Linked DNA regions of Homo sapiens: region 2 is linked to region 1. A link is a loop called in an ENCODE intact Hi-C map of the cell type or tissue named here. Cell type or tissue: GM12878. All regions are shown on one strand.

The links. Peaks named below come from ENCODE experiments on the same cell type or tissue, not always from the same donor. Only the 100,000 strongest peaks of a DNase experiment are listed, where the experiment ranks them.
Region 2: a loop joins it to region 1, with 3 times the contacts of the local background. A loop is called at or near these places in 3 of 110 quality-filtered maps.

What each region holds. Positions count from the first base shown.
Region 1 is chr15:48,249,417-48,251,916 of GRCh38, forward strand. It overlaps SLC12A1 (solute carrier family 12 member 1), which reads left to right. Exons shown (of 27, transcript NM_000338.3): 14 at 159-260; 15 at 2,199-2,354. Among named protein-coding and RNA genes, the nearest start is that of SLC12A1, 44 kb to the left of the region's middle. RefSeq lists an enhancer at 1,810-2,500. In GM12878, a CTCF peak has its summit at 1,357 (motif pointing left); a DNase peak (open chromatin) is centred at 1,355.
Region 2 is chr15:48,000,427-48,002,926 of GRCh38, forward strand. All of the region lies in intron 2 of LOC124900354 (a long non-coding RNA gene), which reads left to right. LOC102724553 (a long non-coding RNA gene) reads right to left here. Exons shown (of 3, transcript XR_001751520.2): 1 at 2,282-2,500. Among named protein-coding and RNA genes, the nearest start is that of SLC24A5, 120 kb to the right of the region's middle. RefSeq lists an enhancer at 1,304-1,453. In GM12878, no CTCF peak of the experiment used is centred here; a DNase peak (open chromatin) is centred at 1,445; H3K27ac peaks cover 1,441 bases.

The DNA of each region.
Region 1 (2,500 bases):
TATGTATCCCCAAAGAAAAATGACTAACTTCTTAAACTTTGACAGATGCTCGCTATGTTTTCAATTTCCAAATAAATTCAAGCTTCGAGGCTATAACAGCTGTTCAGCCCCTGGTCTCATCACTCATACGTACATGTTCAATTCTGTTACTTTTACAGCGGAACTGAACACCATTGCTCCCATCATCTCCAACTTTTTCCTGGCCTCATATGCACTTATTAATTTCTCCTGCTTCCATGCCTCTTATGCCAAATCTCCAGGTAAGCTGACTTCCAAACTAAAATATGCCTAAGCAAACAGTTAGTTTGTCTCAATAAAACGAAATAAATCAGTGAAAAGTGTTCAATCTGTGTTTATATGTTTCCTTATATCCTAGTGGGAAGCGTAATCCACTTTATTTTGGTGAGTTTGGGGATGAGTTTTGAAATAGAAAAAGAATCATTTGAGCAATGGCCTTTTTGACCAACCAGAAAGTCAATTTTCTCCTGTGGCAATAAATTATTCATTGCAAGAGAAACCACACTTATTTCAGCAGTAGAAAAACACCACTATTTATTTCCAGGGTGAAAGTGACCACAGAAGTGGAATTAATCTATATATTTGAAACTTCCTTACTATCAAATTTGTTTCCTGCCCATGGTGCAGAAGAGAAGGATGAGTAGTTCCCATAATTACCTGCTGAGTGGAGGCAATGTAGACAGGCTGCATTGATGCTGGTGGCATCAGTGCACCCTTTGGGCTGTGGTTTAAAGCTGTTCAAAATTTCACACCAAAGAACCTTCCCCTTTCTAGTCACTCCTCACCTCTTCTTTGCTTTCATTGTCCACTACAGTTTCTTCTGCCTTTCTACCAGAATAGAGAGTTGTCATTATCTACCTTCAGAAAGTTCTCCACCTTGAGAACTTTTACCGGATATATAAACACATTTCCACTCATTGAGGGCCTGACAAGATATTAAGCCTCCTTTGGAAAAACTTGCTGCCAATAAGACAAAATATAGATGGCAGACCAATCTTAATCTAACGAATACTAGGCTACAGAAAGTAGCAGAGTATTTTTGTTTCTTTGTGTGTTTTGTTAACACAGAAATGTGTGACTCCATGCCATGTTATGGCCACTTTTGAAAAATAAGGTGAAATAATAGAGGCAGCCAGGGAAAAGAGTAAAAAAGAGAACGGGAAAGAAGGAGAGAGACAGGAAAATATAGAACAGCATATAGAGGAAGACACATGGATACACAAACCCAGAAAATGTCTGCCTCACACACACACACACACACACACACACACACGGACGGGAAGCCAGACTCAGAGAAAAATAAGACTATTTTCAATGATGTTCTTGAAGTGCTATGTCCATCTTGTGGCCATTTAGGAAATTGCTCCCAAACACTTAAAAGTTCTGCTGTGTTTTGGCAACTCCTAATTTAAAACATACCCCATTCATTAACAAAAGGTGCCCTTCGTATCAGAGCTTTTCCCTCCTGTCCATACTGTCTTCCAGTTGCTTCCATTTCAGGGAACTAAAAGAACACAGAAAACTCCCACGCACGTGCGCACTGTGAGAAATATTTTCATTGCAAAATGCATGACACATTAACACATTGGGTTTAAGAAGCCTTTGCTAGCCCTTAAGTTTAAAAAGCCATTTCTCCATCTTTTTTCATCAGTTATTATTTCTGAAAGGGCAAGCACTGTCCTCTTAGGGTAATGGAAGCTACCAGGAAGTCAAGCAGATTGACCCTTGATGACTACTCCACCTTCTCCAAGGGAGCAAAAAGCCCATTGTTTTCTCTTTTTCTTTCTCTGACAACCAAGAAGTTTCTCCTCCCCACCTGGTAGATCCCACTCTTTCCATTCCTCCTGCCTCTTTTCAGCTCCTGATGGCATAGATACTAGATGCTTAAGGTTTGGAAGTTTGGGAAGACAGTCGGGAGCACGGAGTATGGAGGGTCCTGAATGGCATATTTTTCAGATGCTTAACATTTCCTAAACTTTACAGCATTCTATTTGGTGTAAGTACCATCTTCATAGACCAGGGACCCAAGACCATAGGAAAATAATCACAGATTCTGGAACTTGGCCTAAAAGTTCTGATTCTTTATGTCAGGAAAAAGGCATGTTACCTGCATTCTTCTAATATTCAGTGCCATGATCATAGTAGAGTGGAAGTTTTCCTTCTGCATATTTTGTTTTCAGGATGGAGACCTGCGTATGGAATTTACAACATGTGGGTATCTCTTTTTGGAGCTGTTTTGTGCTGTGCAGTCATGTTTGTCATCAACTGGTGGGCAGCTGTCATCACCTATGTCATTGAATTCTTCCTTTACGTCTATGTGACTTGTAAGAAGCCAGGTAAGATAATGACTGTCTGGAATAGCGTTTCCAAATCTCTCTCTAACTACTCATTTATTAAGCATTTATTGAGCAGCTTCTATGGGCTTAGGTGAGGCATATGTAAGGTGGATATTAATAATATCGTGCAATATAATAGTAACAAT
Region 2 (2,500 bases), 250 kb before region 1:
CTAGACTCTAGGTGCTCACGGAATCTCTTTTGTTTCTGGCAAGAAAATGGTGCATTGAGTCACTGACAGGGAAGCACAATAAGAGGCCAGGTGTAGGGTCCATGTTTACCTTCTCTCCTCCTCCCCAGCAGGCTTCCTGCGCACTTCTTCAGGCTACACTGGCCAACTTAAGCCTTTGTATATGAGGAAGATTAAGCCAAAATAGTCTCCTCTCCCTGTGGTTCTTCCTCTTAGCAAGAAGTAATAGTACTGAATCTTATTCCAAAAAAAAAAAGCCTAAATAAATATAACCATCCAGTTCCTTGTTTCCAGTTTGTCAAGATAAATCAGGCTCACTGTTCCTGCAGAGTCCCTTAAACCTTTTGTTTCACCTAAAGAGTAGCCGACAGTTCCTTCAGCTTCATCCATCCAGCCTGACCTGCCCCTCATGGCCAGGGCAGACCTGCACATCAGCCTGGAGACACAGAGAGACTTCTCTAAAAACAGAGCCTTTGTTCATGAAGACCATTGCCACTGCTTGTGGACTTCCTGATTTTTTTCATCAGCTGTTGAAGACCCTTGATTCTCACCCAAAACACGTCAAAACTGATGCTGGTAGAAGAAACTATGCAGGAAAGGGGAGAAATATATTGTTGGGTATTTTTTTAGCACTACAGTTTTTAATCAACTCTTTACCCAAAGCCTGATACCAGATCAAACCTTAAATTTCATTCCACCATATGGCTTAATGATGATATATTCCAAACTTCTTCATGTGGAAGCAAGGCTGTTGACTGGACATGCCAATACTGGGTACAGCCACATCCACAGCTCCTTCCAAGCTGACCAACTCACACCCCTTGGTAGAAGGAAATTCACCACATACTAGTTTTGTGAACCGCTAAGACTTAGTTTCCTCATCTGTTAAGTGAAGGTAATCATAGAACAAACTTATGGGATGATTAAATAAATATGGAGGTGAAGAAATGAATGTTGACTAAATGGAGATGATGATTAAATGAAATAATATATGTGAAATGCCTAGAACAATGCTAAACAAATCTTAGCGACTGTTGACTGTTATATTATAGGACTCTGCTTCTTCTGCCAGGCACAGCCAATTGGGCCACCATTGTGTATCTGAACACAATTTCATTCATACATTGGACAGCAACTTACGCTACTTAAGTTCCATGGGGTACAGATTAGCCTCATCCTGCAGGGTAACCCTGGAGGGTAAGTTATACCTCAGAGTGTGTGGCCCATCAGAAAACGCTTTCTGGTCCAATCACCTCATCCTGGAAATCTGAAGTCAGACATGCAGAAAGAAGGAGGTGGGTAGAAAGGGGAACTGAAGGTGAAACTAAAGATAGTAAAAGGCTTGGGTTATAGAAGAGGCCAAGAGGGCTTCAGCAATAAGAGTTACAAGGAGGCAGAAGCATGAGTCAGCAGAAAGCAAGATAGACAAAAGCACACAGAGGAGAAGGGGAAAGAGTAAACCCCTCCAGGTGGAGTTAGAGCAGATTAGAGCAGACACAGGAAGCCATAGCAGTGGCTTCACTAGGGTGAAGATCTATGAGTCCTGCTTGTTCTGAAGTTTCAGTTCCTCAAGATCTGTTATTTCTTATTTTTCCTGCTCTTCCTGGGACCAGGCCTTTCTTAGGTTCCCAAGCACATATATTTTTAAAATAAGCCATCTGTTATTTGAGATCCTTCTAGTGGATCTCGTTTCCTTGCAATCAAAAGAACCAAATTACAAAACAAACAAACAACAAAATAAAAGCACACAATCTGATGCTTCAGCCTGCCTTTGCAAGCTCCTCTCTCAGGTTTGTACTTCCTACCAGACATAAGGCAGTGTAGCCACACCAACCAGTCTCCCATCCCTAAACATACCTTCAGTAGTCATGCTTCAGGATGTGTTCTCACGCTATTATATAACTGATGCCTGCAATTCCCTTCCCACCCATCTCAAATTCCCCTTACAGATCGCAGATGGAGTGGGCACTGCTGGTGCTTCTTCCAGATTCTCTCAGAGCTCTATAATTATTTCTGTACACCTGGTGTCTGGCTTCTGGGTGCTTTTGCTTCCAATGGACCACATGGCAACTCTCTTCAGAAGCCCACCTTCTGGCAACCGGAACCAGTTTGTATATCATTTCAAAGATCAGAAGTGTCTGGGTCAACATAGCTTCCCAACCCTGCCCACTAAGACCCTCAGTCAAAGGCCGATGAGTGTAAGACAATAAGAAGCCAGTTGCTTTGCTTGGAAGCCAGGGGCAGACTGTGAGGTATAACTTACCCTCCAGGGCTCCCCTGCAGGATCAGGCTAACCTGTCTTCCATGGGACTTGAGTAATCTCATCCTTACTGGAGTCTTCTCCTTATCCTCCCTTGCTCCCTACACCCCCTTTCTGGTTTCTCTCAGGAGCACTTCCTTAATAATCCATTTTCCCACTGTCCTCAGGGTCTGCTTCTAGGGATGCCAAGCTAAACAGCAAGGTGTTTACGCAGGGTAAACA